3 separate regions of the Homo sapiens genome follow, and all the other regions are linked to region 1. The links are chromatin loops, found by intact Hi-C in ENCODE. Cell type or tissue: CD4-positive, alpha-beta T cell. All regions are shown on one strand. Region 1 overlaps CRYBG3 (crystallin beta-gamma domain containing 3). Region 2 overlaps ARL6 (ARF like GTPase 6). Region 3 overlaps GABRR3 (gamma-aminobutyric acid type A receptor subunit rho3).

What was found. Hi-C counts contacts between places; a loop is a spot of excess contacts. Peaks named below come from ENCODE experiments on the same cell type or tissue, not always from the same donor. Only the 100,000 strongest peaks of a DNase experiment are listed, where the experiment ranks them.
Region 2: a loop joins it to region 1, with 9 times the contacts of the local background. A loop is called at or near these places in 36 of 110 quality-filtered maps.
Region 3: it touches region 1 in a loop (2.7-fold over the local background); 16 of 110 quality-filtered maps call a loop at or near these places.

The regions. Positions count from the first base shown.
Region 1 is chr3:97,935,623-97,943,622 of GRCh38, forward strand. It overlaps CRYBG3 (crystallin beta-gamma domain containing 3), which reads left to right. Exons shown (of 22, transcript NM_153605.4): 19 at 1,163-1,286; 20 at 5,526-5,684; 21 at 6,662-6,821; 22 at 7,604-8,000. The coding sequence ends at 7,692. It overlaps RIOX2 (ribosomal oxygenase 2), which reads right to left. Exons shown (of 10, transcript NM_153182.4): 10 at 6,196-8,000. Among named protein-coding and RNA genes, the nearest start is that of RIOX2, 33 kb to the right of the region's middle. In CD4-positive, alpha-beta T cell, no CTCF peak of the experiment used is centred here; a DNase peak (open chromatin) is centred at 4,619.
Region 2 is chr3:97,789,639-97,797,638 of GRCh38, forward strand. It overlaps ARL6 (ARF like GTPase 6), which reads left to right. Exons shown (of 8, transcript NM_001278293.3): 7 at 2,133-2,188. Among named protein-coding and RNA genes, the nearest start is that of CRYBG3, 28 kb to the right of the region's middle. In CD4-positive, alpha-beta T cell, CTCF peaks have their summits at 3,975 (motif pointing right) and 4,174; a DNase peak (open chromatin) is centred at 3,993.
Region 3 is chr3:98,018,787-98,026,786 of GRCh38, forward strand. It overlaps GABRR3 (gamma-aminobutyric acid type A receptor subunit rho3), which reads right to left. Exons shown (of 10, transcript NM_001105580.3): 3 at 6,781-6,893. Among named protein-coding and RNA genes, the nearest start is that of GABRR3, 13 kb to the right of the region's middle. RefSeq lists an enhancer at 4,535-4,584. In CD4-positive, alpha-beta T cell, a CTCF peak has its summit at 4,632 (motif pointing left); a DNase peak (open chromatin) is centred at 4,615.

The DNA of each region.
Region 1 (8,000 bases):
AGAACAAGTCCCTAAGGAATATTGCACTTTGTGAATTTTAGAAGTTTTTAATCTGGAAAATCGAGGGGCTGAAGTTGCTGCCATAGCAGCACAAGCAACCCTCTGTAGCTTGTGTCCTAAGCCCTGGATGACCCTGTTCCTGAGCTCTGGTCCATCTGATAAGCAGACTACCTTGCCTGCTGCTGGTGCTCTTTGCTTCATCCACAAGGCTTTACCTCCCTTGGTGCAAGCCAGGACAACCCCTGCCACAATTCCAGGTGCTTTATCAAAATAAAGCAAGGCAGCCATCTCATCCTGCACACACTTTCTTAAAGCACTGTGTACACTGACCTTGAGTCCTGCTGAGAATTTCAGGTGCTCTTAGTGACTCCAGCACATTCTCTTTAGTCATCAAGCTTAGTAATCACCTAAGGTGGTGCTTGGCAGACTTTTTCTGTAAAGGGCCAGATAGTCTTTTCAGTTTGTGGGTCATCTGTCTGTGTCATGACTACTGAAGTTGCTATGGTAGTGCAAGAGCAGCCGTAGGCAATCCTTAAAGCAATGGGCATGACTGTGTTCCATTAAATAAGTCTTGAGACTCCAGTGTACTTTTACACACTTTAATGCTGCCAAAGTTGAAGGCAAGGGTTTCGGGGAGGATTCTCAAAGGAGCTGGGCCTTGAAGAGGGTGATGGAGAACTTCTGTGAACAATTCTAAGAAGTCTTGGTGGCTTTGGGGAAGCTGTGGAGGGAGGAGTGGAAGAAGATATGTCTGGAGAGTTCACTGGAGCCACACTTAGAGGCCCTGAAGGACATGTGATGGTGACTCTAGGGGCAGGAGTGTGATTTTCTGCTGGTTAATAGGAGGTTATGGTCTGCCTTTAAATGTTATAATGCTATGACAATGTTATCAAAGAAATATAGGATTTCAGAGATGGAGGAAACCTTGCATTCATTTTGGAAGAAAGGAAACCAGCATTGTAACTGGAACCCAAATCTTCTGAGTCTAGGCCAGTGGGTTTTCTCCTATACCTCCCTGATTTTTGTTAGGAAAAAATGTGCAATTTTAAAAGTCTGCAAACCTAGAAGTTTATGAACCCTATAAGGCAAAGTGCAGATACTTTTGATGAGGGATTTTTTTTTGTTTTGAAGTACACTACTTTTTTCTTTCTTGTTCTCATAGATGGATAGCTTATGAAGGATCCAATTTCTTGGGAAGACAAATCCTACTCAGGCCTAATGAGATCCCAAACTGGACAGCATTCAGCAGATGGAAAACAATTGGTTCCCTCCGTCCTATGAAGCAGGTAAGGAGAAAAGAACCATAAGATTCCAAATAGCTTGCTTTTGTGGTAGAAATGTCATAAACCACAGCATCTGAAATAATGATCATTTAATTTAGTTTGCCATTTACATAGTAGGGGGAGTGAATTAGGATGCGGATATCTTGTACATTTTAACCAATTTGTAAGATTGTATCTAAAGTCAACATTGGATTTCAGTTTTCAGTCCAAAGCCTCATTGGCCATGTTCACTTTTCGTGGAAAACTAAGATACTGTAAGTTCTGTGGCAAACCTTGGTAACAGGAATGAACTTTGATACTGTACTAGTTTTAATTTCTAAGCATTTGGATATTCCCCTCCCTACTTATATAATACTCAGGATGGATCCTGGCAATTTAATTAAAATAAGTATTTATTGCACACCTACTGCTTGTCAGTCTTCTGTTCAAAAGCTTCCCACTGCACTTAGAATACAATCTACCCGCTACCCCACCTTGCTTCTCCAACCTCATCTTTCACATGGTTGTGTCACAGGCATCAAAGTACAGAGTGGTTTCCCACTAAGACTTTTAACATGGGCTGCACCCTCTGTATCGTGTTCTTCCCTCATTCTTTATTTGACTAGTCATCCCTGTAAATTCTACTTAAGTGTCAGGTCCTCAAGAATGCCTCCCCCACCTTCTCTCCCAATCTACATTAGATCATAAAAGACCTGGGGGTTCTTTTTCTACAAAAACACTGTATGCAGTTTATAACCCTAGCGTTATGGTTGGATCGGGGTCTCTCCCACTCTATAGAAAACCCTGTGAAGTCAAGGACTGTCCATGTTTTGCTCATTGCTCTACCCCTAGTGCCTGAAACAATATCTGGAATATTGTAGGAGCTGAGGAACTATTTATTTAATGAAGGAATGAATATATCAGTGGATGGATCAATGATATTATGCAAAGTATAATGGAAAATATAAAGATAGATGCGATTTCTGCCAATATTATTAAAGCTTACATTTTTGTTGGGTAAAACATGTCCAACTCAAAGCAGTAACATAAAATGCAAAACAATGCATAATTATCCAAAAGCCACAGGCAGTCCCTGGTTCAGAGAAAGGAAGTATCAACATGTGTAGGAGTAGTGGGGAGGTTTCATGGAAGGTGGAAAACCCAAGTGAAACTGTCAGGGGTGTGATGGCCCGTGGATATGGCATTAGTACCTCTCTCTAATCTCTTTAGAACACTTTCTTGCTTGATTCCAACAACAGTCCTTTGAGGTAGGAATTATTATCCCCATTTTCTAGTTGGAATAATAAGGCTCTGAGAGAAGAATAAGGCTCCATCTGGAAAATGGGGATAATGATTCCTACCTGTGACAATAAAAGCACATCAAGTGTCAGAACCAGGATTTGGACCCAAATCTACTATGCTTTAAAATCTGTGTTCTTAAGCAACCACACTCTACTTTCCATCAGCCTAAGATCAGCACTTAGAGAGTACCACCTATTTCAGGCACTGAGCTGAATATAGCCTAGTGGATCTAAATGCTGAGGCTCTGATGTTCTGACCTGACACTTATTTAACCCTTACTTAAGTGTTAAATAAATGGTAGCCAATAAAATATTAACCTAATTGGTCTTCTCTCACCCTCTTCACATGCACACATGCACACATGCACACACACCATTCTCATCCCACCACTCATGAGTTCTGTTGGTTCAAATCCTGGCTCTGCCATTTGTAAGCAGTGCAGCTTGGTGAGTCACTTCATTTCTTGGCACCTTAGGTTTCTCACTGGTGAAGCAGTGATCACATTGCTTACATCTCATTGCTGTGACGGTTGAATAAGATAATGTATATGAACAGTCTGATATGGCTCTGGCTCATATTACTATGGTAATACACTTATTTTGAAAATTTTTTATTATTATTATTATTCACAATGTCCCTTGAGATGCTCTTTTGAGGGATACTGAAACATTAATGGCTTTCCTGGCACAGAGTGTGTGGTAGACGATCTCATGACCTTTACATCTTGCTTATTCCCCACTCCTATCATGTGGAACAGGGAGTAAGCCCACTGAAAAGCCATCAGAAAAAGCAAAGTAGAGATAGGAATTCAGTTTAGCTTTTACTAACTACATAATAATGCTGACCCTCTGTTGTTAGAGACTTTAGTAGCCAAGTTCAACAATGAAAATATGTTCCTCATTTTTTAATGGTGGTTCCTTGTTGGGGAAGAAGGATGTCCCTGCCTATTGTTCAAGATTGTCTGGTAAAGGATAGAACAGCCACCTCTACTTTTACAAGGAAGTTTTTTTTAACAAGAATAGTATGCTATTTTCTTTCACTGTGCGTTAGGAGCTACCTGATTCCTATTCTGATTAAACATTTAATTTCAAAATAATATTTTAATAGATTATTTTTCCTTTTGTTTATTTAGGTCACAGTTTTGAAATCCAACAAAGGAATTCTGAGTTTCTAAAATAGTAGTTTGTGGGTCACATTTAAATTTGTGGTAAGGCTGTTGGTACTGCTTTGGTTCATATTCTTGTTTAGAAATTCAGGACTAATTAAAATGTGATCCTCTTTGAGGCTGGGAATTAGGAAGTCACTAAGGTACTTATAATGTATATCAGTGTTTTTAAGTATAATTACAGAGCAGTCAGACTACAAATGTGTAATAAGGGTAATTAGTACCTTGCCTGAGTTAATTGATTAAAACTGTGATGTCTGGTCCTAAAGTAATTGGAACTCTGTCATCTGTGAAGGTCACGCCTGTTTTCTTATATGTACAAGGTAATGAAAATGTAATAAAGATATACTGAAGCCTCAAGAATTAATAATTGCAGTAGATCCGGCTGAATTATAGACATTTAAGTACACTACTGTTGCATTGTTAATGTTGGAAGTAGGGATTTGAAACATTTAAAACATTTTGCCAAGTAGAGAGCTTGTTCGCCTGGTTTAAATGGCCAGATAATTTGTCCTTCTATTGGCTTAAGTGCTGAGAATGTGTATTTCCTTAGGAAGGTTTAATTACCAAAATTCAGTTAGCTTCACGTTGATCTATCAAGTTTCAAAAACAGTAGACTGTTCATTGGTTCTCTTACCATATGACCTATTGCATTTACCTAAGCACTTATGTTTCTTAGCATGAAAGTGCTCTCTTAAGAGACCATTTGTTATTACTCAGCCAGGGTTCTAATTGGGATGGCAATGAGAAGAACCAAAGGTGGGGATGTTGGGTGTCATGTTGGGTGTCATTTATTACATTAAGGCTGGAGGCCTAAGTCATAGGGCTGAAATAATGGCTTCTGTTGTGCTTCCATTATGTGCCCTGCTCTTTCATTGTCCTACACTGCCACCTTTGGAATTCGTCTCTTATTCCCTGTGCCTAAGAGCAACTAGTGCATTTCAACATAGGTCTGAGAGCATCCTGGTTAAGAGGAACCTGGCTTCTTTACATCTGTGTTCACCTTATTTGTAAAACTAGGGTATAATTGTACTTTCTTAATAGGTTTTTGTGGTTATTCTGACAAATAACATAATGGCACAGAATGCATTTAGCATGCTGCTTACACATACTACGTGTTCAATAAATATTAGCTATTCTCCTTAGAGGCAAGTCCCAGGTTTAATATTTTAAAACTTTTTGTATGTATCTTAAAACTTCCAGGCCAAGGGGATGAAGTCCTTTGTTACACAATTTTTGAGTACCTAAGTATAGTCATTAAACATACATGGTCTCTACTTTTGAAGAAATAAAGGTCTTATATAAACAAATAATCACAGCTACTAGTGCCCTCAGCTATCTGGGTTTTTCAAGACCTCCCAGGGCCAACTTATGGCATTTAGTCATAGCTCCACAGTATGTCTTTCTGAAGTTTTTAGAAAATCCTTGTAGGTAATAACTCCCCTACCTCCCTCAGCACAGCTGGGACACACTATTGAATGAAACTCATCAAGTCCCTAATTCTTTACCACCCCACTCCTCACCACATGGAATTCTAGTGAAAGAAACTTTTACTTCATGCTGTTCAAAAGGGCACTTTTCACAAAGTGTAATAGAGACTGTACAATTTAAGCTTTATGCTCCACGGCCTAAGGATTTACCATATTAATCTATGCAGATTTACTAAAGGGAATAAGAGTGAAACTGATATAACTAAGATAGTTACCTCTCACTTTCCCTCCCAGCTTTCCTCCTCTGGAAGGATTCATTTCCAGATTCAAAAGTTTATTTCTAAATGGCTGTTTCTCCTGTCATAGCCTGCAGTGTACATCAGAATAAAGAACCGTGCCCAGGGTGAATATCTGACAGTCACTGGAAGTCTAGCAGACACCAGGGCAACATCTGTGTGCATTTCTCCCTATAGTGGAAAGAATACTCAGATCTGGTACTACTGCCGAGGACTCTTTAAATCCAAGGTAAGCAATCCCACTGATACAGTATGCCACTTTCTGGTCTGTTTTTTATTTTGAAAACTAGAATCCTGTCAAATCAACTGGCATGATAAAACAATGCAACTTCTTAGAAACAGGTGTTGATTATAAAAATACTGCCATATATTACTAAAACATTTATATAAAATTAACTTAATTTTTTGAACAAGAAAATCCAGTTTCAATTTTTAAGTAAACACAAAGGTTATCACATATTATGGATATACCTAAGTGATTTTTTACAACCAATGGTATAAGTCACCAGATCTAAGTTGGACAATGTGCTTTTGTAAGATGTTCCTTACTTGATGGCCCAGATAAAATCAGCCATCTCTGTGATTCTAAATATGTTGAAACCTTTCATTTTCAAAGTATACAAAGAAGCAGTAGAAGAAGAAAGCTGTTATTGGAAGAAGCTTAGAAAATAAAATTTAGGGTTCTTTTCTATGACCCTTCCGTTATGTTTAATGCATTGGGAATAGAACACTACTTTAAAAACATTCAAACTGTGTTTTATTGTATCACCAATGGATTATCTACTTTTTCTCATGCTTCAAAAATGAAAAACTTTTAAAAGTAATTATTGTCTGGATATCTTTAGCCCATCATGCAATGTTTTCATAAGAAAACCAAGCTCAACATAATACGTTTTAAGCAAACAGGGATTTAACATTTAATTCCAATTCACCAAATCTTTATTGAACATCTGTTGTCAGATGTAGACATCCTATTAAAAACAAGTACCTCTATTTCAGTTGGTTTATTTCTGTACCATCTCCTACCCACAGCCGTAAAGAAGACATTAAAAAAGGCTTACTGAAATTATACTATATAGTATTTTTTTAGATAAGACACACACACACTTCATGTCTATGACTTGTTTACCTAAGATAAAAGGGACCTAATTCAACTTACTTTAGCAAACATACTACTGCCAATTAATCATTTCTTAACCCTTTTAGGCCAGTGATACATGTCTTGATGTGATTGGTGGCCGGGACACACCTGGAGCTAAAGTAGCTCTATGGACTGAACATGGGCAATTCAGGCAGAAGTGGAGACTGAATAAAAATGGAACTATCAGCTCTTATCTCAGTGATCAACTTGTCCTTGATGTTAAAGGTGGGCCTTTGATGATACCCAATGTTGTGTCCCTGGATATTAGTTTCAGTTCCAAATCTCCTCATTTTGGGTAAAGGACATCCTTATGTATAAGAGAAATGTTAAGTCATTTAAAATTATGCTTGAAGAAAATTAAGATAGGCAGTTTTACAAACAAAACAATTAGCAGAAAAAGCCAAACAACAAAGCTTAGGGTTTTTGTTCATTAGTACAGTTGTAAAACTTTCATTTGCTACGTGAACTCAGAACAGTTCTAAATTTCAAGCACCATAAACCATGAAATGAATGTCATCTGTTTCTTAGAAACATCTCTAGCTTTTTGCCAGGAATTGCCATGGTCCTTAAAAACCCTCAGGTAGAATTTATGGTAGGTATCAATTAACCTTGTTTTTGAATTCAGCAAGGTCAGGGCCAATATTATTCATGGCTGTTGCTTTAATTGGGTTAGTCACAGTTTTGTTGGTGTAGAAACAAAAACACAGTACCTGACATTCAGCCAGAGTTCTCTCAAGAGCACTTTGTTCTAAAGAATCACATTAAGGCACGCCACTTATACAATCATGTATTATACCTTTTAGTATTTCAATTTGAGTCATAATAAGGTCCAATTTGAGGTGAATAATGGCTAAGCCTGTTCAAACTCAGCTTCCCATTTCAGACTTCTTTGTAAATGACACATTCATCCACCGAAATGGTGAGCTGAACAGAAGCTTGTGAAAATTGTGAAATTGCTAAGCACCTGCCTGAACAAATAATCTTTTCTTTTGGAATTTCTATTTTAGGAGGAAATTATTGTGACAAGACTCATGTAATTGTAAATCAGCCCCTGGAGGGAGAAGAAACACAGAAATGGGACATTGAAATATTGTGAGAGAATCAACATCCCTAGAAAGATCCCTAGAAAGAGCAAAGAAGGAAACACATCTGTCATTGTCTTGTGGACGTGGAAAGGAAGCTACTGTCCTCACACTCCTGGATCACTGAGCAGAATGAACATTTTCTCCAGCCTCTGAGACTATCGCTCTTAACCATGGAAAAGCTCAAAATATTCTTGCCATTACTCAGTGTTCCTATAAAGAAAATATTATGATATCTTGGAAAGGTTCTATTCCTGATCTCCAGCTGTGGTGAGCAAGTTTCCTGAAGTGTTTATTTTCTCTCATATCCACCAAACGTGAA
Region 2 (8,000 bases), 150 kb before region 1:
GTTTCTTTTAAACATGTGTATAATTGTGACTTCTCCTTAATTCAAATTGGACCTCTTCTCACTAGGTTCAAATTAGTATCTCATTTATTTGTTTTGTTCTTTATTCTTGGCAATATTTTTAAAAGCATGTATAAAATTGAAAATGTATTTATCCTTTTTCTATTTTAAATATAAAGGTAATGCTCTCAGTGATACAGAGATAAAATATTATCTGTCTCCTGCCTTGGGTACAAGTAAATTTACTGAGCAATGAAGAGAAGATCCTAGAGAAGTATAGTCTGATAAATTAAAGAAAAATTTTATGTTTTATGTTTGACCATTGTACTAAACATATAGTCAGCTCTGATTTTCAGGGTCTGATTGTATTATTCTCCTTCAGATGCGTTCTTTGACTCAATCCCTGGCATCATGATTGTGTGTGTGTGTGTGTGTGTGTGTGTGTGTGTGTGTGTGCATGTTGTGTGTATGTATACTTGTTTACCATCTTGTGGGGGAGACAAATAATAAGCAAATAAATTTATAAAATGTCAGCTGGGAAGATGAGAAAAAATAAAGTATGATAATAAGAGAAAGAATAGTGGGAGTTCCTCCCTCTCTGAGACCTAATTGAAGTTAGAGAGCAATTCATGTGAAGGTTTGGAGGAATAATTGTCCAGATAGAGAGGCCAGCAAGAAAAAGCCTCTTCTTGGATGAGAATGTACCTGGTGTGTTCCAGGAGCAGCAAGAAGTCCAGATTGGTTAGAGCAGAGAAATCTAAGGGGAAATTGTAGGAAATGAGGCCACTGAGAAATAACCAGGGGTCATATCACACAGGGCCAAGATTTTCGCTTTATTCTTATTTATTTGAGAGGAAAGATAGAATTCGAACATTTGTTAGGAAAAGATGCAGTTTTTAGTAGGGTAATGACACCTACACCAGAGGGGAAGGGTTTCATTGTATTAATTGTTTGGAACTATAGGTGTATGATAAAATTAATATATTTATCTTTCTTGATTTAAGTGTTTCGGTTACTGATCTCTTACTCTTACCATGGATAATAAGTAATTTGCTTTGAATAATTGTGTATCTCATGTTGTTTGTTTCTTTCTTTGTATTTTATAATAATTCTATGATAAGCCATATTCTTAGTCTAACAAGTAATTTCTGGGAGATAATTTTTATTTGGATTATAATTAAGTTAATTATTTTAGGTACTTCACTATACTTTTTAAAGTCATGCCTTCAGCACACTAAAAGGAACCCTAATCATTCAGAAACTCTAATCATATATATTAATTGCTATTAAACAATCATATTTTGAAAATAAATGACTAGATCAATGACATGTTACGAGAAACTGTACCTTTTAAAAAGATTATCTGATCCTCTAAAAATCCTCTGCATTTTATTATTTTAATTTATATACTTAATTATGATTATACATAAAATCTCACAATAACAATTTAAGTTTAGTCTCTCAAGAATGGAAAGACAATGGAAGCACCCTGTTTTAGGTGTTTTATATACATACCTCAAGTATTTAATTCTCACAATCACCATATGAGGTCAATGATACTATTCCCCCACTTTACAGATGCTAAAACTGAAGACAGAAGAGTTCAATGACCTAGTCAAGCTCCCTCAGCTAATAAGAAAATGATTGAGATCTACCGACTTTTTGTTTTACTCTACCAGCTTACCAAACCTATAATTATGGGTTTTTATCCTAAAGATATCAAATTCCATTTCAAACAAAGGCACACCATAATATGGCTGTATTATAACTCAAGTCAAGCATTTCTAATAATGAGATTGAATGATTGGAACTGAGCAAAGTAGGATAGTGGGCTGTACAAAACTTTTCTACCACTGGAAAAATAAAAGTATTTGTTTTGTTAATGTCAGTGTAAGAACTAATCCTGGGATAAAATAACTTTTTTCAAAATCTGTTTATAAATTGTAAACATATCTTGTTCCTGAGCACTCAGACTTTTATTTTCTGTTTATTTTCAATTTCAATGCTTAACCAGTTTTGCTCAGATATATGTTGTTATAATGTGTTAATTCTCCATATGGCAAAATTGTAATCCTTTATTCTTATAGTTTTGTGATGTAATGAGATGGCTATGTTTCTTATGGATTTCATTTCAGTGCTAGTGATGCCATAAAAGGAGAAGGCTTGCAAGAAGGTGTAGACTGGCTTCAAGGTACATTACAAAATACTGTGTGTCTTCAGCCTTTGTTTCCTTTTTATTCATATTTTTATCTTTTTTTACATTTTATTTTATTATATCATTGCCTTTTTTCCTCTTTCCATTTATTTCTGCTATCAGAAAAAACAATACAGTAAGTATCCAATACCTTGTTCCATTTACTTCTATCACATATTGCTAAAGGATTTATTTACATAAAGTGTTTGAATCTTTACAGTCAATATATATGACACATATAGAAAACAATTTAAACTTATAGCAACAAGTTCCTGTCAGATCTAGTAATAGAAGCACATTTAAATTTTGGGACAAATGTTAGGCCCTAATGTCAATAACTAAAAATAAGTCTGAATGACATGTTTCTTTTAAGAATCATGCTGGCCGGGCACGGTGGCTCACGCCTGTAATCCCAGCACTTTGGGAGGCCGAGGCAGGCGGATCATGAGGTCAGGAGATCGAGGCCAACATGGTGAAACCCTGTCTCTACTAAAAATAGAAAAATTAGCTGGATGTGGTGGTGTACACCTGTAAACCCAGCTACTCAGGAGGCTGAGTCAGGAGAATCATTTGAACCCAGGAGATGGAGGTTGCAGTGAGCCGAGATTGCGCCACAGCACTCCAGCCTGGCAACAAAGCAAGACTCCATCTCAAGAAAAAAAGAAGAAGAATCATGCTATACTACAGATATAGCTCCATTTATACATAGCATGTATACACAACTTGTAATATTCATATTTAGTATTAGAGATACTGATCTTTTATTGATATTTTGTATATTTGCAGTTCTGGTTGCTATTCATCAAAATAGTTATCATAGATTGGTACAGGCTTACTATATTAGGGAATAAATTAACATATATCATTTACCCTAATGGTCTCTCAGCCAAAAGAATGGCTTGAAGCACACAGAGCAGTAGATAGTTGTGAATGAAACCAAGCTCATAGGTTCTTATTGCAGGATCCTAATGGCCAAGTCAGAAATTCCATTTCTGAGCATAACAACTAGAGATCATTTCTACGGGGAATGTCTCTGCCCTGAACAAGAGTGAATAACAGGATATTATAAATTCTAGCTACAGTCTCATAGTTACAAATTCTTCTACACAAACCTTTTAATGCCAGTTGTGTGTGATTTTTTTTTTTAAATCTTCTGCATGTTGCAAACAATAGCAGGGATATAGCACATATCATGGTAGATCTAAGAGTAGCCTGCCTGCTCATACATCATAGTATTTCTTTGGTTCAAAGTGCGAAATGTACATTTCATAAATATTTGTATGTGTTATTGGTATAATATGGTGGTTTAGTTAACTGGACAGACTATTGTACTTCTGTGTCTTTTATGTTTATGTAGTTATCATAACACCATTAAACTGCAAGGAACATTCAAGTCATATTTCACAATTAGTGACAATCAGGAACCTCTAGTGATTCTCAGAAGAACTACGGGATTTTTCTGTGAACCCAGCAACTTAGTTTCTTAGACTGCAGTAAAGAAGTGTTGAAGGCAATGGGGTGGATTTCCACCAGAAACAGGCTACAGAGGAATATTCCAGAGAAGATACCAGGAGTATGTTTTCAGCCTTATTTCATATTTTACAGAGTGCTTACCATTGCTAACAATGAAGATATAGCATGGATGGAAACCCTATTGTCACTCATGATAACCTAATTCAGAGCACAATATTTACTGAAAATAGGTTGATAGTCTTCTGGATTTTAAAGTGTGGTTCTCCATCCCTTCTTTTCTGGTTTTATTTTGTCACTAGCAGTTAGCCACTAGGTGTCAGTAGCAATCCAACATCACAATACAAATTGCCAACTCTGGTCTTGATACCTAATTTTTGTTTCTTTCACTTTTCTGATCCATCATTATCTGTCTTACCTCCCAAGTCTTTGTAAGGAGGACACATTTTGGAAATACTTTTGTGTCCTTGTTTTTCCATATTACTTTATGTACCCTTTACAATTTTCTGCAAGGTAAGCAGTAGTACCTCTGTTTTATATAGAAAGCATTGACTGATAGTTGAAAAAAAAAAAACTTAGGCTTCTGAGTCCAGCAAATTTATTCTACTACTTATTAATTTACCTCTCTGTTAGCTAACATCTGTTACCTTGTGAAGATTTTTTTAATCTGTAAAAGTAAAAAATAAAATGTGTTATATTTTGTACAGATTAAATTAGATACTGTTAAAGTACCTAGCATAAGAAAGCACCCCATAAATGTTAAGTTTACCCTTTTACCTAAACACTCTATTTAAAAAAGGTGGAAACTAAGCCACAGGATAAAAAAGTGTATCATTTGGTTTCAAATAGGAGGTGCTTTGGTTATATTTTCTTTCTTTTGTGTGTGTGTGTGTGTGTGTGTGTGTGTGTGTGTGTGTGTTTTTGAGATGGAGTTTCACTCTTGTCTCTTGTCACCCAGGCTGGAGTGCAGTGGTATGATCTCGATTTACTGCAACCTCTGCCTCTCAGGTTCAAGTAATTGTCCTGCCTCAGCCCCCTGAGTAGCTGAGATTACAGGTGCCTGCCACCATGCCCAGCTAATTTTTTGTATTTTTAGTAGAGACAGGGTTTCACCATGTTGGGAAGGCTGGTCTCGAACACCTGACCTCAGGTGATCCACCCACCTCAGCCTCCAAAAGTGGTGGGATTACAGGCATGAGCCACCGCGCCCGGCCACTTTGGTTATATTTTCTGTGTAATAACAAATAGTTTATATTGTCATATTCCCAACTGTCTCTAGATTTGAAAAGAGACAAAAATCTATTTTTAAAAAATAAATAGCAGTAAATATAGGAGAGTAGTTTGTGTTAGCCAAAGTTCTTTATGTGAATGTAGCTGTGAAGGGTATTCTGAACTTATATCTGATTTTGCTTCCAGAATTCTGGAATTTCCTAGTATGACAAACAAGAAGGCCTTTGGTTCATTTGGGGCTAATTTAATATTATTATTTAAAATTTAAGATTGGGGCCGGGAGCAGTGGCTCATGCCAGTAATCCCAGCACTTTGGGAGGTTGAGGTGGACAGATCACTTGAGGACAGGAGTTCGATACCAGCCTAGCCAACTATAGTGAAACACTATTGTGACTAAAAATACAGAAAATTAGCCAGGCGTGGTGGTGCATGCCTGTAATCCCAGCTGCTAGGGAGGCTTAGACAGGAACTCTGGGGGTGGAGGTTGCAGTGAGCCGAGATCATGCCACTGCACTCCAGCCTGGGTGACAGAGCAAGACTGTCTCAAAAAAATTTAAAAATAAAGTTTAAGGTTAGAAGCTTTTTGGTGAAATATTAAATGGCACATGTAATGGCACGATTCTGTTGTCTTTGGAAACAGTCTCAATAATCGTGTATGTAGAATAACCCAAAGACAAGAACACTGAATAGACTAGGAAGTATTTTTTAAACTGCCAGAGAGTAAACAGAAACTATTGCAGAACTGTAAGTTTTCTTGCCCTGAAACTTTCAAATTAGGTACTTTTAAAAAGAAATCTTCCCAAATAACTAATAAAGTGTATTCATTTTATTGCTTTGTCTGCATGGAAAAAGTTAATAATGCTCCCAGATGTGAATATTAGACTTACAAACTATGCAGGAGTATTCCAATGAAAGAAGATTGATCAAGTATGCTTAGTTTCATCTCATTCCCAACTCTCACTAACAGTAAAGAGACTTTTTAAAAAGATATTAATATATACGGACAAAAAGAAGGGAAGTAGTGAAAATGGCAACCAAATTTTGGAAGCTGAATATTTGATCAGTGTTGAATTACTTAACAGACCTGAGAAAGCTGAATCTTAAACTACCAGTGGGGAAAGCTGAAAAGCAGCCTAATTTACATTGCAGATGCAAAGCCTCAGAAATTGGTGGAAATTGAAAATAAGGATGAACGTGGGATGAAAAGAGAAGATATGATTATACATCTTCCCTTTAAGAGAAAATTGAAGGTTTATTCTCTGCAGAGTCAAAGACAGTGTCTCTGGACTAGAAAACCCTAGGTGCACAACTGTCTGGTGGTGCTGAATTGAAAAATGAGGAAAAAAAGTTTTCATGCTGAATATTATAACTCTCTTCTACTGCTCCTATTTCTCCCAGAAAACAATGACAGTAGGCAGGATATAGGAAGAGTCATCTTTGGGGAATCAGACCAGCCTAAGAGCAAATATCTAAAGGTATTAATATTGGAGATCCCAAGGAAATGGCTTAGCCAGACGTACTAAAAGGAAGACCATATTTGACAAGCTTCACACACGTTTGCAAATTCCAATCAATTTTTTAGTGTTCACTTATACATATGAACAGATGGCAAAGGATGACCAGGCATTTGAGGATGAAAACATTATGAAATATGGGAATGTGCACAAACAAGAAAAGTGGGTTCGAGTAAGTAGAATTTATATAGAGAGAACATTTCAAAAAACTGTTAAAGAGTATCCTCAAAGAGATAAGAGAAGGTGTTACTTTCATGAATAAAGGCAGTAAACTACTTGAAAAGAAAGAACGAAAAAAAATGAGTTCTTGGAAAATAAGAATATAGTAGTTGAAATGAAAAATTTAGTTTTAAAAAGATGATAAAATAGAGGCAAACTCCCAGAAAGTAGAGCAGAAAGACAAAGAATAGAAAATTTGAAAGAAAAGAAAGGGGTCATGTTCAGGAGGCCCAATATCCAAATAATAGGAAATTCAGAAAGAGAGAACAGAAAAAAGTAGAGGATAGCAAATCCTCGAACAGTATTTTCTAGAACTAAATTGATGAGTTTTCAGTTGACAGGCCTCTCAAGAGCTCAATACAGTGGATAAAAATATTCCCATACCAGCAGGTATCATTACTAAAATGCAGTGCTGCAAACAGTGGAAGATTCTGCAAGCTTCCTGAGAAAAAAAATTAAAGCTTCCTGAGGAAAAAAAGAATAAGAAAACAGAATAACATCAGATTTATCAACAGCAACAACTTGGAAGCTGTAAGATAATTGGGAAATGCCTGGAAGAGTCCAAGGAGGGAATAATAGAATTATATACTCAGGCAGTATCAGTGCATTTTGACAGTAGAATAAAGACATCTTCAGCTATATGGTATCTCAAGAATTTACTTTCTGTCCTTTTTACTAAGGTAGCCACTGAGAAGAATATTTTTCAAAAACAGGAAAATCTTGGTACCAGCATTATCAAAAAAATAAAAGGAAATAAACCAAGAAGAGAAAATTGAGGGATCATGAGACAGGAAAACCAGCACAGAGAGTAGGGGAAGGAATCCCCAGGATATTAATGGAGACCCTAGAATGATAAGGAAGATATTGTAACAAAATGACTGTGGCAGGCATAGAGAAAATGAGTATAGATTCTAGAGTTTTTTATAAGACTCTGTGGAAGAGTTCTTCAAGAAGGCAAAGTAGATGGACTGTGTAATGTACTTCATAGTAATAAAGGTTTAAACTCTGGGAGTGGTGCAATTGAATTAGTGTTAAGTACATACAATTAAATAGATGAGTTGGATGGGAGTGGGAAAGACAATTATTAACTCTAGGAGGGATAAAATATAGAAGAGGAAAGAAAAAGTATACCACCTGTCTTAGCTGTGAATAGCATTTACAGAGTCATCATATTGACAATGACTATATTAGTGTGTTAGGAGAATGGGGGTATTAGAAGTATTATGAGGGTTGCCTAGGAGCAGCATGGGAGTGTGAGAGAGCTGATGTCTCATATTACATTGAAGGAAATGATATTTGAAGAAGTAACAATAAAAGTATATTATTTAGAGGTATTATAAGTATTCATCTAAAAGGGAGTTATAAGTAGTTGCCCC
Region 3 (8,000 bases), 83 kb after region 1:
TGGATCCAAGCTGGTTGTTTTAATCGAGATTCAAAGATTTAGGCCGGGCGTGGTGGCTCACTCCTGTTATCCCAGCACTTTGGCAGGCCGAGGTGGACGGATCACTTGAGGACAGGAGTTTGAGACCAGCTTCACCAACATGGTGAAACCCCGTCTCTACTAAAAATACAAAAATTAGCCAGGCGTGATGGTGTGTGCTTGTAATTCCAGCTACTCGGAAGACTGACGCATGAGAATTGCTTGAATGCAGGAGGCAGGGGCTGCAGTGAGCTGAGATGGCGCCCCTGCACTCCAGTCTGGGTGACAGAGCTAGACTCTCTCTCAAAAAAAAAAAGAAAAAGAAAAAAGAAAAGAAAAGAAAGGAAAACAAAAGAAAAGAAGATAAAAGAAACAAAGAAAGATTTAGAGGAGTCAAGTCTGAAAAGCTTCCTTAATGAGGCTGAGGCTACGTAATGCCTGGATGTGCTACATGGGACAGGCGTGCCTATAATTCGACAGCCCTTTAAATGCATAATACTATAGAAACCCAAGGTATGTCTTGCCAGTCCTGTATCTTTTCTGTGACTGCCCCAGGAATTAACTGATGTCACCTTCACTTTATTAACAAATTCCCTTTTTTGGATCCTCAAATCCATGCCCTCGGTATCATTTTTTTACTTTCAAGGGTTTCAGGTGGCCAGGCACAGGGATGGCATGCAAATATATTCCTGCTTCAGGCTTCTGGAATACCTCAGTTACATCTTAACTACCATCTTCTTCCTGACATATTGGATCAATTACTATATACCCTATAACACTAATTATGACTTTTTTTTTTGAGACAGAGTTTCACTCCGTCGCCCAGGCTGGAGGGCAGTGGCACGATCTTGGCTCACTGCAACCTCTGCCTCCTGGGTTCAAGTGATTCTTGTGCCTCAACCTCCTGAGTAGCTGGGATTAGAGGCATGTGTCACCATGCCCAGCTAATTTTGTTCACCACGTTGGCTAGGCTGGTCTCAAACTCCTGACCTCAGGTGATCTGCCCGCCTAGGCCTCCTAAAGTGCTGGGATTACAGGCATGAATCACTGCACCTGGCCAAATTATGACAATTTTTAAATAGTGTTTAATGGTGATTTTGATTAAGCATTAACTTGGGAACATCTCACTATTATTCCTTCATAGGGTTTGGCTCTGGTGCTTTTTTACGTGTGTGTGCCTTTTTTCTTGGAATTAGTAGAATAATCAAAATAACAATTCACGAAAATATCTTTGCCATGGCTCTACCTGGTATTTTAGATTGAGTAAATCTTCCCAATAATTCCAAAACTCCAAGGGAAGAAAAAATTTGAAAAGGTCTTGGAGGAGCGGCAGAATGTCCCAAATGAAGTTCTAGCATGAAAGTCACTTAGGCTAGAGTTTGAAACCAGCTCCACAATTGTTATGTGAATGAGAGTAAGTAATGTCTCTAAGCTCAGTTTACCTGATTTATAAAATTTGTCTAGTAATACTTACCTTGGAGACTCATTTGAGGACTAGACATAGTACAGTTACTGAACTTAATTTGTAGTCAATAAATGGCATATAATAAATGTTATCACTACTGCAATTAAGCAAAAATATAAACCTGCCCCTTAGGAATGTAAGCCACTACTCCCAATCCTACGCACATTTAGATAATGAGTCCAATCTTCAAAAAAAAAAAAAAAAAAGGAAAAGAAAAAGATACAGTGCTTCTCATCATTTATTTATTTTTTTAAATCAGAGAGCAACTTGCAGCTAGTACCTCATGATTTATAAATAGATCCTAGTTGCTGACAACTGTCTCTACAAGCCTGGGGACAGTCTTGTAAAACTACCCTCCAAGGACCTATTTATGCCACTGTTGCCCAAGCACTGGAGCCTAAAGGTTGTTTGAAGGCTGATCTGAGATCGGGGTTAAAACATAGCTTGTCTATTAGGAATGGGTTTCTGGAAATACCTTCGATTTCTTCCTTTCGTCCTCCAGATTTATACTGGTTCTGGTGGGGATAAGCTCTTCCATTTGCAAGGAAAATGTATGCCCTTGGGTGCCGTCTGGCCTCATTTCTTTTTCTTTTTCTTTTTCTTTTTTTTTTTTTTTTTGAGATGGAGTCTCACTCAGGCTGGAGTGCAGTGGTGTAATCTCGGCTCACGGCAACCTCCACCTCCTGGGTTCAAGCGATTCTCTGGCCTCAGCCTCCTGAGGAGCTGGGATTACAGGCATGCACTACCACCCCTGGATAATTTTTTTTTTATTTTTAGTAGAGACTGGGTTTCATCATGTTGGTCAGGCTGGTCTCGAACTCCTGACCTCAAATGATCCGCCTGCTTCGGCCTCCCAAAGTGCTGGGATTACAGGCGTGAGCCACTGCACCAGGCCGTCATTTCTGCCTGGTTTGAGCTCCATGTCCCACTGCACCTTATTCATGGGTTTGAGGAACTGTATTACGCTCTAGCATTCTTGAGGATAGAGTAGAGAGTGAGCAGCATGTAAAGCCAAAACGCAGAATCAGAGTTTGGGAGCCAGATAAAAGCTCCAAAGATCGTTCTTTTTACAAAAAAGGAGCTGAGTCACAGATAGAAGGTGGCAATAAAGCATATGGATTCAAATCCATGGAATTTGTAGCCATATAAACCTGAGTTAGTACCAAACTTCTGTAAATACCTCAACTCCTCATGTAATCTGTAAAACAGAACTAAATATATGGTACCTACTTTTTGGGTTGCTGTGATTATGTGAAAGGAAGCTTGTCAAGTCCTTAGCCTAACCCCATTCAGATGTATTAAAACCAACTTACATGTTATCTATCTATTGGATCAGTAATAAATGTAACAGTGTAAATAATAATTTTTAGATAATTTTATTAATTCAGTACCTAAAGCATTTAAAATATAGTGAAAATTAAATAAATATTAACCATTACGATGATTGTGTTGATTTCTCAGGATCACTAACTAGGTAGTAGCACACACATTTATAATCCTTTTTGTATATGGCAAGATATAGCATCTATTTGGTTTTTATGCAGGCTGGAATAATGAGGGCTAAATAAAAGTTATACATCTGATTTGTATAATGCATTTAAAGTTCATTATATAATATATCATCTAATCTTTTAATTATAGCTGCTTTGTTAGCTAGAGAGAGCTGATTTTAGCTCCTCTTGACACGAGGGAGTGCATACTCAGAGAGGTTACAACACGTGCCTGAAACCCAAAGTTAGTTAATGATAGGAAAGTAGCCAGATCCTTCTGACTCACAGTATAGTCCTCTCCTTTGACAAGCAAAGACTGTGCAAGCAGCTTTTATAACTTTAGCTTTTGTCTTGACTCTGTAGCCAGTATCTGCATACTGAAATGATTTCACTTTGAAGAAACAAAGAAATTATCATCTATAAAACTAAAACAAAAAAGCCCTTAGTTATGGGAGACGTAAAAGGTGGGGAAAACATAAATAAAGAAAATGAGCTGCAATTTATAACCCAAGTTAAACAAAAAGCTCCCCTAAATTTATATCCTCCTGTTTCCACATAATGAGTCAATTAATCTTCTAATGCTTTATAAAAGTAAAAAACACTGCAGTAGCAGCTGGTTTTAATGTTAAAGCTAATTAGGAAGACACATTAAGGCAAGAGAAGTGCTGAAGTTAACATTTAGCTCAAGAGGGAAAAAGTATGTGCGTGTGTTTGTGTTGCGGACAAGCATAAAGAAAGAAGATAAATTAAAGCTTGTCTTTTATATTCTGCAGTCTGATTTCCCCAAGGAAGGCAGCCATGAGAACAGAGAAATGGGTCACTGGTATAAGAAGCTGTTCTGACCAAGACAGGCAAGAGAAGGTTAAGGGGTGTCTTTCACAGAGCTACCAGACTGACACTTCTGACTGAATTTATGAAGATTTTTCGGCTCAAACTGACTAATCACACAAGCCATTTGGACACCATTTCACCCCAGTATATGATTGTCAGAAAAATTTCTTAATCATGGGATGATTTGCCGCCTGCCACTAAGTAGCACATTTCAATTGCATTTTTAACAACCCTACGAAGTCGCCTCGGGAAAGAAAGTATTTTTAAAAAAATGCATTTTCATTTAAAAAAAATCTTTAAATGTATCTCTAACAGATCAAGCACAGTGGAAATTTCAGGTCAATTTCATGTTTTTCTGGACGGGGGGAGGACGAGGTAGGGATGGAGAATGAAGGCATACATGTTTTAAGATAAGAGAGGAGAGTTGGCTCTCCGTCATCTACAGGAGTGCTTCTCAAACTGTAAGGTTTAGGGGAATCACTGCAGAGTTTTATTTAGAATCCTGAGTTGGGGCCCGTGCATCTGCATTTCTAACTCCCAGGTGATTCTGCGGCTGGTCCATGGACCACTTTGAGTGTCAAAGCCTCTCTAGACCGCACTTGGTTCAAGGTCTACATTCAAGGATAGTCATTTTTCTCTCAATCTTTCTTCCTTTACATGGCCTCAAATAATCTCCATAAAAACCCTTTCCTCTAGGATAGGAGCGAGTTTAACTGAGAAATCTAACCTGACATGAATTAGGGCAGGTTTTTGAATTCGTGTTGAAAAGAGCTTCCAACTGTGGCTCCGGAGTGGCCAGTTTCAAGCCATTCCTGTGTGACTGGCGCCCCCTGGTGGCCGAAAACCCAGGGACAGGCAAATGTATCGACTGAAGATTCCTGCTTGTTATATGGTGGTAGGGGAAATATTTTAAAGATCTTTTATAGAATCACAGGGACCAAGGTACAAAATATCTGCGTAGTAGTTGTAGAACCTATTATATAAACTTTGGGAAAATTTGGCTGGGGAAACACAGTTGAGAACGGTCGTAAGGAAGATACATAAGAGAAGTAGTGAAGAAAAGTAAAAAAAGATAAAGAAATAGTCTCAGAAGAAAAAAAGAGACATATTTCTAAACCTGCTTCATCTCAAGGCTTCTGAAATCTTAAATTATGATTCAATAAGTGTGAAAAATGCTCTGCAAAACAAAAAATTAAACTCACCATGATTTCATCTGATGCTGATCACCTAATACAGTGATCACCTAATACAGCGATTCTCTGGCCTCAGCCTCCCGAGGAGCTCTCAAATTGTGATTCTCAGACCAGCAGCATCACCTAGGAATTTGTTAGAAACGCAAATGGTTGGCCCCACCCAGATCTAGTGGGTCAGAGACTCTGGGGGTGGAACCCAGTAAGCTGTGCCTTCAGAACCCCCAGGTGATCCTGATGCTCACCAAAGTCTGAGTCACAAATGTGATGAAATCAAGGTTAGACCCTTAGAATTGGCCGGGTGTGGTGGCTTACACCTGTAATCCCAGCACTCTGGGAGGCCGAGGTGGGTGGATCACCTGAAGTCAGGAGTTTGAGAACAACCTGACCAACAGGGTGAAACCCTCTCTCTACTAAAACATGCAACAATTAGCTTGGCCTGGTTTCACGTGCCTGTAATCCCAGCTACTTGGGAGGCTGAGGCTGGAGAATCACTTGAATCTGGGAAGTGGAGGATGCAGTGAGCCGAGATCGCGCCACTGCATGCCAGCAATCCAGCCTGGGTGACAGAGTGAGACTCCGTCTCAAAAAAAAAAAAAAAAAAAAAAAAGAACAGGAACCACATGGATTTCAGGAAATTGAAAAAACAAACAACCACCCCCTAAAAAAATCCAATCCTCAACGTGAGAATATTTAACATACGTTTTTGTTTTGCCTGTTAACAAATTAGTTCTCTGCAGTACCTACATGCCTATTGTGCTTCCCTTGGTCATAACCACATCATGAGAAGAGTATCCCCCGCCCTGAACACTTGCGGTATTCGTTATTCATCAGAAGGCTGTATCTGTTATACTGCCAGAGGATCTTTCTTCTCACCCTCATCCATACTTCCCTCATCTCCACATCTCTAGGATTCTCAAAAGTTGTCAGTTCAGGAATTGTGGAAGTGGAAGGCTCCATCAATGAAAGAAGAATCAGGATGGATTTAGCTGTAAGCCAGAGAGTTTAACCTGATGATTTCACCATATCCTGTGTATTGTTGGAAAACTTGGTACCCTCAGTGATGCAACTGTGTGTACATTAAGTAGTCTAAGGAGAAGAAAGTCTTTGTTCCAATTATGTACCTGTAATATGAATTTTCATCTTCTTTACCTGCCATCGCAGCTCAGCTCTACCACTTTCTGTTTTCATGGCCTTGGGCAAATCTCTTAACCTCTCTTAAGACCCAGTGTTCACATTGCAATATTAAGTATCATGACAGTGCCTATTTCATAGGATCACTGTGAGGATGGAATAAGATAGTACATTAAGGGGTATTCTAACACTTGATCAATCTTAATTGCTAGAAGTGATAAACCGTTTTTAAAAGACAATTCAGCAGAGTACGTTCAGAGGAAGCCATGGCATTTGCCATACTAATTCTTCCCCCAAAGCATGGCATTCTAGCTCATAAGAATATTCAATAAGATTTTATAAATAACATGTATCCAATTTAAGGATTTTAGTTAGAAAATAAGTTGGTGTATAGGCAACATATATCCATTCTCTATTTATGGAACACATACTATTTACTACAGTGTGCATAGTAGGAAAATGAGTTTTTTTGGTCAATTTAAAATGGATAACTCATCAATTGTTCTCATTAAAGAGAAGGTGATTGTAAAAGCCTTCTTTTTTTGTTTTAAACTGATGGACTTTACTTGCATTTTGGTCTTGTTTTAAATTTTCACCTCCATTTTGACAGTGCAATGGGTTTTGAAATGAATTTTGAGAGGATAATACTCACCTCCAAATCCAGGTCTCATTGCGAAATCGTTGTCCTCTATATGGAGAAGTTGCTCATATTTCTGAGGCCGCGCTTTGGTACTGTCATCTTTCTTCATTCTAGTTTCTTGTTTGCTGTTCCCCCAAAGGGAAAAAAAAAACTTCTGAGATACATATGCTTCTGGATATTTTGATTTAGGTTAGCCATCTGTGCTCAACATAACATGTTCTGAAATACATACATAAAAGCTCATTTTCTCAGTTCATATTAAGCCAAAGAGCTGTCAACATTTGTTCTTTATTATATAAGTGTGGAGCAAATAAGGTAAACCAAATTTTGGAGCACATTAAGTGACAAACTCAGTTGGATTTAATGCACAAACTCATATTGTTTCTCAGAATACGGTTTTTAGACCTGGAAAATCCCAATTACCTGAGTGGAGGTGATCAAAACTCAGATTCATGGACTCCTGTCCCAGATCAACTAAATCAGTCCCCTAGGAAGCAGGGCCTAGTAATCTGCACCTGAACAAGCTACCTAGGTGATCCTTGGGGTCACTGGGGCTGAACAATCTCTGCACGAAGACAGCGAGAAAACGAAAGGACCGCAAGATTGTAAACAGATTAAGGCAGTGTTCTACAAAGACAAAATGAGCAGAAAATACAGGGTGCAGGCTGAGAGCGCACCGGGCAGAATTCCCATCCGGGGTTCTAGAGCCTGAGGGATGGCAATATTTATGCCTGAAGCCAGGTCAAATTGTGAAGTAGGTGATGTCTGTTTTTACCTACAGTTCTCTAGGACGAAGGAAAGCAGGCAGTGGCCTCTTGGCCCTAGGTGTCCTGACTGGGAATAAGGCCCTGTCTCTCCCTGTGTCGGTGAGCTTGAGCAGGTTGCTGGACCTCCCTGATTTGTTTTCTGCCCTGTGACACCTACTTCTCAGTGATACTGTGGGTGTGGAGGGGAAATGTCTGTTTTAGCATAGCTCCTTTGTGAGCAACTTGCAGCAGCCTTCAGCCGGAGACCTTGCTCAGCACCTCCTTCCAGAAAAAGGTGGCTGTCATCATCATCATCATCATCATCATCATCATCATCATCATCATCATCGTGGGCAGCAGGAGCAATAACGCAAGACCCTGAGGGCTCTACTAAGTGGATCCTAGTCATTCTGAATAGCTAATATGCTTTTGTATTAATACAAAATATTAATTCACATCGGAAACCAATGTGAATTTTAATATAAG